2 separate regions of the Homo sapiens genome follow, and region 1 is linked to region 2. A link is a loop called in an ENCODE intact Hi-C map of the cell type or tissue named here. Cell type or tissue: heart left ventricle. All regions are shown on one strand. Links, peaks and the distances in the headings refer to the core of each region. The heading gives the core; the rest is flanking DNA.

Evidence for each region. A loop is a pair of places that touch in the nucleus more often than their neighbours do. Peaks named below come from ENCODE experiments on the same cell type or tissue, not always from the same donor. Only the 100,000 strongest peaks of a DNase experiment are listed, where the experiment ranks them.
Region 1: it touches region 2 in a loop (2.6-fold over the local background); 41 of 110 quality-filtered maps call a loop at or near these places.

Annotation. Positions count from the first base shown.
Region 1 is chr4:75,913,700-75,920,097 of GRCh38, reverse strand. It overlaps NAAA (N-acylethanolamine acid amidase), which reads left to right. Exons shown (of 11, transcript NM_014435.4): 8 at 123-189; 9 at 1,309-1,337; 10 at 5,113-5,230; 11 at 5,760-6,398. The coding sequence ends at 5,194. Among named protein-coding and RNA genes, the nearest start is that of PPEF2, 14 kb to the right of the region's middle. RefSeq lists an enhancer at 3,971-4,020. In heart left ventricle, for the core only: a CTCF peak has its summit at 3,928; no DNase peak of the experiment used is centred there.
Region 2 is chr4:76,071,052-76,077,449 of GRCh38, reverse strand. ART3 (ADP-ribosyltransferase 3 (inactive)) reads right to left here and starts at 2,741. Exons shown (of 12, transcript NM_001130016.3): 1 at 2,631-2,741; 2 at 1,492-1,569. The coding sequence starts at 1,560. In heart left ventricle, for the core only: no CTCF peak of the experiment used is centred there; no DNase peak of the experiment used is centred there; H3K4me3 peaks cover 1,234 bases; H3K27ac peaks cover 1,847 bases.

The DNA.
Region 1 (6,398 bases), core at 2,371-4,870, 160 kb after region 2:
ATCTGTTTTGGAGAAAGGGAGATAATGAGACTGGAGCTTGCATTCTGCCTCCCAAAAATGACAGCTGATGGGCTTCAGTGCTTGTTGAAATGCCAAGTGACCTTCGACCTTTGTCCTTACAGAACATCTGCCATCAAGGCCCTTAATGCTACAGGACAAGCAAACCTCAGCCTGGAGGCACTTTTCCAGGTAACTTGTGTCACAGTGTCCTGCATACCTAGGATGTTTGGTGTTTTGTTAATAGTGAATATGAAAAACTCCGTGAAATCTTCTGGTAGATGAAAACGTTAGGGTAAAAGTTTTATTTGGTTGAAATCATGTATTAAAAGTGGTGGCTCACACCTGTAATCCCAGCACTTTGGGAGGCCTAGGCAGGCAGATCACGAGGTCAGGAGATTGAGACAATCCTGGCTAACACAGTGAAACCCTGTCTCTACTAAAAATACAAAAAATTAGCCAGGTGTAGTGGCGGGTGCCTGTAGTCCAAGCTACTCCAGAGGCTGAGGCAGGAGAATGGCGTGTACCCGGAAGGCGGAGCTTGCAGTGAGCCGAGATTGCGCCACTGCACTCCAGCCTGACAGAGCGAGACTCCGTCTCAAAAAAAAAAAAAATTATATGACATTTTCTCAACTTGCTTTTATATAAGTTAAAATGTCCATCTTCACCAAAGTTTTTCTTTATATTAAAAAGAAAAAGTCATAGTTGTAATATATGTTCATTGTTTAAAAGAAAAAAAGAGAAAGAATTAAAAAGTCAGGCCGGATGTGGTGGCTCACACCTATAATCCCAGCACTTTGGGAGGTCAAGGCAGGAGGATCACTTGAGGTCAGGACTTCGAGACCAGCCTGGCCAACATGGTGAAACCCCGTCTCTACTAAAAATATATAAATTAGCCAGGCTTGGTGGTGTGTGCCTATAATCCCAACTACTTGGGATGCCGAGGCAGGAGAATCGGTTGACCCTGGGAGGCGGAGGTTGCAATGAACCAAGATCATGCCACTGCATTCTAGCCCAGGTGACACAGCAAGACTGTCTCAAAAAAAAAGTCTATATCACCTCAAGGTACACTAAAGAGTGGTTATGTTCTTTCTACAGACATTCTTTTTTTTTCTTTTTTAGTAAAGACAGGGTCTCTCTATGTTGCCCAGGCTGGTCTTGAACTCCTGGGCTTGAGTAATCCTCCCACGTCGGCTTCCCAAAGTGCTGGGATTACAGGCCTGAGCCACTGCACCCGGCCCTCCATAGATATTCTATGTGTATTTCTTCTACCATGTAATCTTCTCTATAAAATGACTTTTTCCTATGCAGATTTTGTCGGTGGTTCCAGTTTATAACAAGTAAGTGGCTTGTTAAACATGTCTGTTCACACATCACTCCAGAACAGTGAACTCACTCACGTACTGTTTGGCTCAGCAAGGATCTGAGGGCTCCTGTAACCAGGCTGTGGGGGCACTCCTGTGGGGGCACTCCTGTGGGTACAGCTGCGAGCAAAACAAAGTCTCTGCTCTCATGGGACTAATATGGGTGGGGTGGGGGTGGTGGTGATAAACAAATATAAATCAGGTGAGAAGTCCATGAAGAAATCCAAAGGTAAAAAGAATAGAGTGACCCTGAAGGAGGCTCTGGGAATTTTTTTTTTTCTTGAGCCAGAGTCTCGCTCTGTCACCCAGGCTGGAGTGCAGTGGCGCAATCTCGGCTCACTGCAAGCTCTGCCTCCCAGGTTCACACCATTCTCCTGCCTCAGCCTCCCAAGTGGCTGGGACTACAGGCTCGTGCCACCACGCCCAGCTAATTTTTTGTATTTTTTAAGTAGGGACAGGGTTTCACCGTTTTAGCCAGGATGGCCTTGATCTCCTGACCTCATGATCTGCCCACCTCGGCCTCCCAAATTGCTGGGATTACAGGAGTGAGCCACTGCGCCCGGCCAGCTCTGGGAATCTTAAATTCAAACTTGGCCTTCCATAGTGTTGTCAAACTAGAAGGAAAAACACTTTGACTGGCTGACCTCTTGATTCCTACATTTGAAATATTCTGGCAGTGAGGTGTTCATCCTAACTCAGTCAGGTAGCTGTGGACAGCCTTCACCTGTTAGGAGCTCCTTAGAAATAAATTCTGAATACCTTTGGTTTTCTTTTATCCTCCGGAGGAATTTCCACTATCTCCGAAGCTGTTCCTTGTTCCACTGACAATTCGCTTAGTTAATGTTCTTTTTTAGCCTGTACCCTTGATAGCAGCATTCTGTGAGCAATGGTTTCTCTAGTGTATAGCCTAGGATTTTACTCACATTCTTTTTAATTTCTTTTTCTTTTTTTTTTTTTTTTAAGTGAAAGCAGGCCAGGTGCGGTGGCTCACGCCTGTAATCCCAGCCCTTTGGGAGGCCAAGGCGGGTGGATCACTTGAGGTCAGGAGTTCAAGACCAGCCTGGCCAACATGGTGAAACCTCGTCTCTACTAAAAATACAAAAATCAACCAGGCATGACGGTGCACGCCTGTTATCACAGCTACTTGGGAAGCAGCGGCTGGAGAATTGCTTGAACCTGGGAAGTCGAGGCTGCAAGTGAGCTGAGATCATGCCATGGCAGTCTAGCCTGGGCAACAGAGCGAGACTCTGTTTCAAAAAAAAAAAGAAAAGAAAACTAATTAGTCAGTATTCTGCTACTCAAACAAATGAGCTATTTGGATAACAAAGCATACCCAGTGGTCTGCTAGTAAACCAGCTCTTTGTGTGGGAAGGGACAAATGAAAAAATTCCCAAATTTGTAGCATTTGTTGACTTCCATGGTGTGAATACTCCCACATGGCTGATTTCAGGCTTATAGTTGGCTCATACACTTCCTGCATATTTAATAATTGGCCCTCACCAGACTGTAGGAGCTAGCTCCAATGCACTATTGACTGTACCCTTCATAGCGGGGCACAATGTTGCCCTTTTAATAGTCATTTTTTAAATGGGGGTTAATAAACTACTTTTGTGTTCTTATAGTTTTTTTAGGTAATTATAGAAGTGATGAATATATCTGGCTGGGCGCAGTGGCTCACATCTGTAATCCTAGTACTTTGGAAGCCGAGGCGGGTGGATCACTTGAGGTCAGGAGTTCGAGACCAGCCTGGCCAACATGGTGAAACCTCATCTCTACTAAAAATACAAAAATTAGCCAGGCGTCATGGTGCGTGCCTGTAATCCCAGCTACTTGGGAGGTGGAGGCAGGAAAATCACTCGAATCCGGGAGACAGAGGTTGCAGTGAGCTGAGATTGCACTCCAGCCTGGGCGACAGAGGGAGACTCCGTCTTAAAAAAAAAAAAAAAAAAAAAAAAAAAGAAGTGATGAATATATCTTTTAAAAATTAGTATTATAATAAAATAGTTACATTTATTTTAATAAAACAAAGCATTTTCTCTGCTTTGAACAGCCCTCATAATTTTACATGGTGGCAGTGGCCAGTTGGCTGTATTATAATTGAGTTAAGCATTCTCCAGTTGTTAGATTTTCCTCTATTAAAACTCTGAAATAAACATATTCGTTTGCCTCTCCCCTGCTTACTTTCAGATTATTTCCCTTGGCTGAATTCCCAGAAGTAGGATTACTGAGTTAACAGTTATGAATGTTTAAATGGTTTCTGAAATGGTTTGGTCAAAATAAAATTGTTAGAAATTATAAACAGTTTACCAAGTAGTGTTTTTCTCTGTTGTATACTTGAAAATTCAAGAGAAACTGCTTTTAAGTGACAATCACCATGGAGCCAGAATTAACACAGACTTCTGACTCTCAGGCCCTTTACATGTAATGATTAACCTCAACTGAGGCTGTTCAGTTGTATTAGGTTAATAGAAATAAGTGTAGCTGTATCTGAAAAAAAGAAAAAGAAACAACAAAAAAGTAGTCTGAACAAAGGCAGTTAGCTCTATGCTGCCCCTTTGTGCCATGCTGCAAAATTACACCCACCTGCAATACATCTCCATCCTCTGCTGTGGCTCATCAGTAGAGAAAATACTAAAACAGTAATGGAGAGCAGAACTATGACTAAAGTAAACGAGCAATTAAGGTCCTGTTCAGGGAACCTCCATTACCCTTGGACGAGCTCTGCACTTGCTTACAGTGCTGTCTTTAACTGGGTGTATGATTTAGCTGTGGACCCAGTGCTACTAATTCTGCCTGTTTCTGAACAACCCAGCTCCGATATTTTGCACATGCACCTCAACTGGATTCCAAGACAAATGTGTGTACATGTGGGCACATGTGCTCAAGTTGTTTAGGTCTCTTGTTATACGGAATGTGTAATCAATGACACTATACTTTTCATCCTTAGATCTGGGCAAGGTGGAGGGGCGGGGCAGGTGCCTTGATCCTGGAGCTTTAGAGGCCCTCCTCTGGAATTCCTCTAGTTGTGATACCACCCCCCCAAAGCATGGTGTAAGGAATCTGCTGGACCAAGGGCATTTGCCCACCTGGAGTCTGCCCAAGTACCCAGGACCCTGTAATTCTCAGCCTGAACAGCCCCACCTCCACTTCCAGGGTTTGTGTTTTCCTCTTCCCTGGGTGATATTCTCCTGATGGTGGTGCATGGCCACTGAGAGAGAGCACAGGGGCAGGTGCTTGCTGGGGAATGTGAAGGCGGTGATGTCACATGTGTGCAAGTAAGGCCCTTGTGGGTAGGACAGAGCCAGGGTGAGGGCCAAGGCTTGGTCTCCCCCACTGCCTTGGGGTAGAGCTCTGAGGAGTCTTGAGATTTTATTTATTTATTTTTTATGAGACAGAGTCTCACTCTGTTGCCCAGGCTGGAGTGCAGTGGCGCAATCTCAGCTCAGTGCAACCTCTGCCTCCCAAGTTTAAGCAATTCTCCTGCCTCAGCCTCCCTAGTAGCTGGGATTTCAGGCACCACCACACCCAGCTAATTAAGTCTGAGAATTTTAAGTTCCAACTTGGCCTTCCACAGTGTTGTCAAAATAGGAGGAAAGTGCACTTTGACCTCTTGATTCATAGATTTAAAATATTCTGGCATAAAGGGCCTTGTCCCAGATCTCAAGTGTTAGGGAAGCACTTGGTCATTTTCTTCCCTTTCTGGCATATTAGAGAAAATGATGTGTACATAAAATTTCCTCATAATTTTCAGCTTCACAATTTATACTACGGTAATGAGCGCCGGTAGCCCAGACAAGTACATGACTAGGATCAGAAACCCGAGTAGAAAGTAAGTCAGCAGAAGAGCGAGTTCGCCCGTGCTGTGAAAGGTTTGTTGTTACTGTTTTGTGGAGAGGGGGTGAGGTGGGTGTGTGCTGGTATTTCTTACAGAGGGTGGTAACATCCTTAAAATGTATACATATATAATATTTTCTGACAAGCATCTGGCATTGTCATTTGTGTCAGATTGTCATCATTAGATATTTTATTTGGAATTGTTTGTATGAAAACCAATCTTCGGCGGGGCGTGATGGCTCATGACTGTAATTTCAGCACTTTGAGAGGCAGAGGCAGGCAGATCACTTGAGGTCAGGAGTTCAAGACCAGCCTGGCCAACATGGTGAAACCCCATCTCTACTAAAACTACAAAAAAACTGTTAGCCAGGTGTGGTGGTGGGTACCCAAAATCCCGACTACTCAGGAGCTGAGGTAGGAGAATCACTTGAACTCGGGAGGTGGAGTTTGTAGTGAGCTGAGATCACACCACTGCACTCCAGCCTGGGAAACAGAGTGAGACTCCATTAAAAAAAAAAAAAAAATCAGTCTTTGAATTAAATGCGTTTTTTTCTTCCCTTACAGATGATTTTTTAAAAAATGAAATTCTTGAAGAGCTGCACCTTAAAAAATAAGACAAAGTGAAAGTATTGTATTATGTTACAAACAATGCAGGCTCCTTCCTCATTTAACTTTACAACCTTGCGAAGTGGGTCCAGGAGATTTGGAGTTTGTGGTAAAGCCAGTAATGGGCATTGTCCTGCATTCCCTTCCCTTCATGGTTTGCCTCGATCCTCTCTAAGCTTCTATCCTGGCCTGAATAACTCAAAGATAATTGGTCTCAGAGATCAAGCCATATCCTCAGGCCTTATTTCCATCTTCTCATGATTCTGCCATCATACCTTTGCTTCTCCGCTAATGAAATGAGCTGGCAAGACCTCTGTTCATTGTGAAGTGCTTCTGAAAGAGCCTAAGAAAAAAGGCTCATCTGAAAGAAATGGAGAACTCTATTTCGAACCAAGCCTGTTTGAATGTGTGTTAGTCTGATCTTTGATCATGTGTTTCCATGTAATGGGAGTCTCGTTTTTTATAATGTTTCTAACGTTTTATTGAAAAACCTATGGCCCTCCTTCTTTCTCAATAGCTACTTTCTTACTGCTTTTTGAAAATAATATGCAACCAAATTATTTCTTAATGTCACATAATTAAGTAATAAAATGTCAA
Region 2 (6,398 bases), core at 1,386-3,885:
TAGCCATAAAGTGGAAACAGCCCAAATGTCCATCAGCTGATAAATGGATAAACAAGATGCGGTACGGCCATAAAATAGAATATTACTCGGCTATAAGAAAGAATGAAGTACTGATAGGACTCCTGAGAACATTATGCTAAGTGAAAGAAGCCAGACACAAAAGGTCACATATTGTATGATTCCATTTAGGCGAAATATCCAGAATAGGCAAAACCATAGACACAGAAAGTAGACAGTGGTTGCCAGGGAATGGGGGATGGAGAAAATTGGGGCTGACTGCTAATAAGTACAGGGTTTCTTTTTGGGTTGACGGAAATGTTTTGCAATCAGATAGTGGTGATGGTTGCAGAACATAATGAATATACTGAAACCACTGAAGTATACAGCTAAAAATGGTGAATTTTTATGGTATGTAAATTATATTTCAATAAAAAACATACTGCGACACAGGAAACAGGATACACAATGATTCTATAGAAAATGGATTAGAATATTAAATTCAAAAAAGGATAACAGTTTAAGAATTTAAGATATTTTTAAAAAGGCATCTAAAATGGTGCACAAATACCCACAAGTAATGTGGCAGCTAACAACGTGGGGAAAAAAAATCAAGTGAAATATTATATTTTACATAAAAATATGTTACAGGATGCTTAAAGAGTCAATTGCAAATAAAATCATAAAAGTTCTGCCAGAAAAAAAATGTGGGAAAATGGTCATTAATTAAAAAACATGTAATCAAACAATGCAGCATTATCTTATTTGGAGAAAAACATATATTCAGAATATCTGATGACATGCGTGACATGCAGCATAGTATTAACTTAAAATGCAAAGAAAAAATTCTATGTACAGTGTGAACCCATTTTTGTAAATTAAAAACAGTATACACATAGAAAAAAGCCAAGAAGCCTGTATACACCAACAGGTTGGGAATCATTCCCTCTGAGTGGAGGAATTATGAATAATCTTTACTTTCCTCTTTTTGCTTAATTTTAATTTTTTCAACTTTTTACAGTTAATCTGTCACATATTTAAAATGAAAAGAGCTACTTATAATTAATTTACCTATCCTACCTACTTTCATTTCCACCATCAAGCCACACAGATGCCTCAGGTAATGTTATATCAAGAATTTCCATTCCAGGCCAAGCGCGGTGGCTCACGCCTGTAATCCCAGCACTTTGGGAGGTCGAGGTGGGCGGATCATGAGGTCAGGAGATCGAGACCATCCTGGCTAACATGGTGAAAACCCGTCTCTACCAAAAATACAAAAAATTAGCCAGGCGTGGTGGCAGGCGCCTGTAGTCCTAGCTACTGGGGAGGCTGAGGCAGGAAAATGGCATGAACCTGGGAGGCGGAGCTTGCAGTGAGCCGAAATCGAGCCACTGCACTCCAGCAGTCTGGGCGACAGAGAGAGACTCCGTCTCAAAAAAAAAAAAAAACGAATTTCCATTCCAATGACCACATGCTTCCCATTCCCAACATTACCTGGAAAATGTCCACTAGAATCATGGTTGCCAGCAGCATGGTGACTATTTCAAAATGTCCCGTCTTCATTTTTCTCTTCTAAATTAAAATAAAGAAATTTCAATTCAGTAGACTCAAAAAAGAGGTGTAGGGAAGTAGAATAGGATGACACTGCGTATTTTTTCATTTAGAATGTGAGTGGATAGCATGATGGTCAGGAAGTGATTATCAATAAATTCCTAACGGGCTACAAGAGCCATTAGGCTTTATCTAGTGGTCTAATGCTCTCATTCTACAGACGAGGAAACAAAAACACCTTAGAATTTCAGTGATTTGCTCAAGATTAAATCTGTGCATTTCCATACTCCTCCAGACATGTCATCTCTCCCACCACAGTCACTGGGAGTCATATTTTCTTCCCATCTCTAAATCTCCCCTCAGCGTGCACAGGAAATAACACAATCAGACTAAAAAACAGCAGTCTCAAATTGGTCCCCTAGCTCCCAGTTTCTAAGAATTCCCCAGGAATATGTCCATGCACATTATCCATTCTTCTATCCTCTTTGCACATTGTCATGCCCTTTTGAGTGGGACAGAGGAGATGATGAGGTCAGTAGTGGTACAAAGCAGTGGATTGTCAGAGATGGCCCCCTTCCCCCAAATACAATCAAGAGAAGCCCGAGGGTAAAATAAGTGTCTTACATAACTTTCTGAAGGCGGGAACAAGAATAAGAAGGAACTGGGTAGGCAGCAATTCTAAGATTATACAACTATTGGCCGAATGCCTAATATTCATCCCAGTATTTATGATAATGTAACTCAAATGAAGCTTCTATTTTACCCTACCAATCACCATATTCTGGATTCTAAAAATGAGAATGAACAGCACAGGGGAAGGGAGAAGTCTTCCCTTTTATAGATCATTTTGGCCTCAGTTTCCCATATTTCTTCAGAAGCAGTTTTGTTTTGTTTTTACTAAAAATACTAAAATATAGTACCAACATGCTACTTTGTGTTAAACTTCTCTTTCCAAAAAAGATTTGAATATAAGATGATAGATATCTGTCACAAGGCAATATGTTTTAAGCAAGCTTTGATCAGGATTTTCCTAAAAATTGTTCATTTCTTTAGTCTGAGTGTAAATAAGTCAAAAGGTTTACCTGGCTTTTGTGCCTTTGGAGGAAGTTTAAGTGATGCTAGGCCTCAAACTGACTCCCCACTCTCAGTTGTGGTAAGCAAGTCTTCAGGATGGGATGTTGTTGACAGTGAGAGCTGAGACAGGAATGCTTTTCTTTTTATAAACACCCCCAGCAGTAGCTTGGCAGTGGCACACTACGCTACTTGTGTTCTGCTATTTATATCTGGCCCCCCCACACTATGCCTTGGAATCACTGCTGTTAACACTTTAAATCTCCAAGAGGCTTGTAAAGCCATAGCAATTCCCTTTAGCCACACAGCACATTCAGTTCTGAGCCCACAGTTCTGGGCTTCTCTCAGAGAGAAATGACTTCCCATTCCTAATCCTTTGACACTGAGATATCAAACTAAAGCATGGATTTTACTCTAGGCTAAGTGATTCACATAACTAGGGAAACTTGCTCTGTTAATCACTGGCAATGGTGACAGCTATCACCATTCGCTCAACTAGCTTACTATATTTCAGGTACCTCGTCAGGAGTCGGGATACATAAGCAAGTAAAACAAAGTACTAAAAAGCACTCAAAATCTAATAAAAAACATGAATACGCATACTTAACCAAAATACAACATGTTAAGAATCCCAAGTATAGACAAAGTCCAGTGATAACATTAAGGAGGGAAGGATTTGGTAATGCCTGCAACTACAGCTGTCATTTGAGTAACGCATACATGGTAAATATACTGACTGCAATGCTGAGGAACACTTAGGGTTCACTGACTGTGGATTTAAAAAACACAAAAATGTCCAAAGAAATTCACGCATACATACACCAAAATACATTAATAGAATGTTGATAGTAGCACTATTCATAATAACCCCCAAACTGGAAACCAAATATCCATCAACAGTAGAATGGTTAGACTGTAAGTGAAATTTTATATAGCAATGAAAACGAACAAACTCTGACCATATATAACAATGTGGATAAATCTCACAAACAAAATTTTGAGTAAAAAAAGAGATACAAGCATGTTTATACTGTATGATTTAATTTATATCAAGAACAAAATTAGGCAAAACACTTCCAAGGCATGAGAAGTCAGAATAGTGGTCACCCTGGGTAGTAGCTAGTAACTGGAAAGGGCACAGAGGAGCATCTGAGATGTTAGCTGGGTTCTGCTTTTTGCTATGGATGCCAATTACATTGACAAATTCAGTTTGTGAAAATTCAGTGAGCTATATACTTATGATATGTGTTTTTTTTGTACACACATATATTACTTCAAGAAAACATTTTAAATTATCATGAAATACACCTATATTTACAAAATCCAACTCTACTCTTTAGAATAGAGATATGTTCCAACCTTTTCCCACCTCACTGGCTTGGCAATCCAAGATTAAATACACAGCACAGACTCACTCCCAGAAATAATATGATTTTTTAAAAAGCAGGAGTTTGGTTAGAAAGAAAAAAGAAAGTTTGCATGTCTTCAGGCCTTAGGCTCACAACAACCTGCTTTTAAGTTCCAAGCATGTAGGCCTACAGGAAATGAGGTAGAGAAGTTCTCCTGTCGCTGGCCTCCATTCCTGTTTTGTTCCAGTTTTTAACCAAATTTCTTTCATTCATTCATTGAACAAATATTTGAGTCCTTAAAATGTGCTAGGAACTGTTTTAGGTACTAGAGATATACCAGTGAACGAAATGGATAAATATCTTGCCTTTGTGAAGTTTATATTCTTGTGAGGGAAGGCAGTCAAATAACTAAAATAAGTACGTAAATTATGCAAGTATGTTAGAATGTAGTGAGTGCTATGGTTTTGGCTTTTGTTTATAAGTAGCACAAAGGAGACTAGGAGCGCATGGAGTGTTTGCAATTTAAATTGGATTGTTAGGGAAGACTCACTGAAAGGTGGTATTTGAGCAAAGACTTGAAAGAGATCAGCCATGAAGACTGTGGCAGTCAAACACAGTGAACAGCACGTACTAAAGCCCTGAGACAAGAATATGCCTACTTTTGTTTGAGGAATAGTAAGCAGGCCAATATGGTTGGAACATTAGAGTAGTACAAGATAAGGTCAGAGATGTAAGGGGGTGGTGGGAAGACCATGTCAATCTCTGCAGGCCACTGTAAGAACACTGGCTTTCACTCTAAGAGAAAAGGAGCAAATCACAGGTTTTAAAAAGAGGTATAACATGATCTGATTTATTTTTTAAGAGGATCACTCTGGCTGTTATGCTGAGAATGGTCTGTAGGGTGAATGTAAGAAGACTAAATGACAGGTTATTATAATAATGCAAGCAGAGATTATGGTGGCTTGAATCAGGAAGGCAGCATTAAACGTAATGAGAAGTAGATGTGTGTGTATGTGTGTTGTTGCTGTTGCTGAGGTGGTATGAAGTGGATGTCTGAGTGTATGTTTATGTTGTTGCTTTGTTGTTTCTTTGGTTGTTAGAAACAGGCCATTTTTATTTGAGCCTGTTAAAAATCCGACTTTTGTAGATTAGACACAGTATTTCCTGATACGATAAGGAAAAGCATTTGTGGGTTCTAAAAGTCTACTGTATTTTCAAAAATGTAATAACTCACAAAAAAGTAAATGGAAATGATCTATAAAGATATCAATTTATTATACAGTTAAAGTGTTTGTAATCTCAGAGATTTGGAAGCCAGGGCAGGAGGATGGCTTGAAGCCAGGAGTCCTAGCCTGGGCAACACAGGGAGACCTTGTCTCTACAAAAAAATTTTAAAAATTAGCCAGGTGCAGTGGCACATGTCGGTAGTCCTAGCTACTTGGGAGGCTAAGACAGGAAGATCTCTTGAGCCCAGGAGTTGCAGATTACAGTGAGCTATGATGGTGCCACTGCACCCCAGCCTGGTCAACAGAGTAAGACCCTGTCTCAAAAACAAAAACAAAAACAAAAAAAAATGTTTAGACTTAAATGCAGGATATAATTTGAAGATTGAGGCAATAGGATGTACTGACAAACTAGATGTGGGCTGCAAGAAAAAGAGGGGAGTAAAGAATAGTTCCAAGATTTTTAGCTTGAATAGCTGGAAGGATGGAGTTGTCATTGATTGACATGGAGAAGACCGTGTGTGGAAAAAGTATCCTGGAACTCAAGTGAAGAAAATACTTACAAAAGAAAGGAAAGATCAAATGTGTTAAAAGCTTCTGATAGGTCAAGTAAGATGAGGACTGAGAACTGACCATTGGATTTAGCAATGTGGAGGATATTGAAAGTTTTGTTTAAGAGCAGGTCTGATAGAAGAGTGGAGATGAAAGCCTGGTTAGAATGGCCTAAGAAAGAATGAAAAGAGGAATTGGAGACATTGGAGATGGTTAATATCTTCAACTCTTTCAAGGAGTTTTTCTATAAAGGACATAAAAGGAATGAGGCAGTATAGCTTGATGGTGGGACCAGGGAAAAGGTAAAGAAGAGAGTCCAAGAATTTTTTTTTTTTTTTTGAGATGGAGTCTCGCTCTGTCACACAGGCTGGAGTGCAGTGGCACGATCTCAGCTCACTGCAGCCTCCGCCTCCCTATCTCGGCTCACTGCAGCCTCTGCCTCCCCAGTTCAAGCGATTCTCCTGCCTCAGATTCCAGAGTAGCTGCCCACTACCAAGCCTGGCTAATTTTTGTATTTTTACTAGAGACGGGGTTTCACCATGTTGGCCAGGCTGGTCTTGAATTCTTGGCCTCAAATGATCCGCCTGCCTTGGCCTTCCAAAGTGCTGAGATTATAGGCATGAGCCACTGTGCTTGGTCAGAAATATTTTTAAAG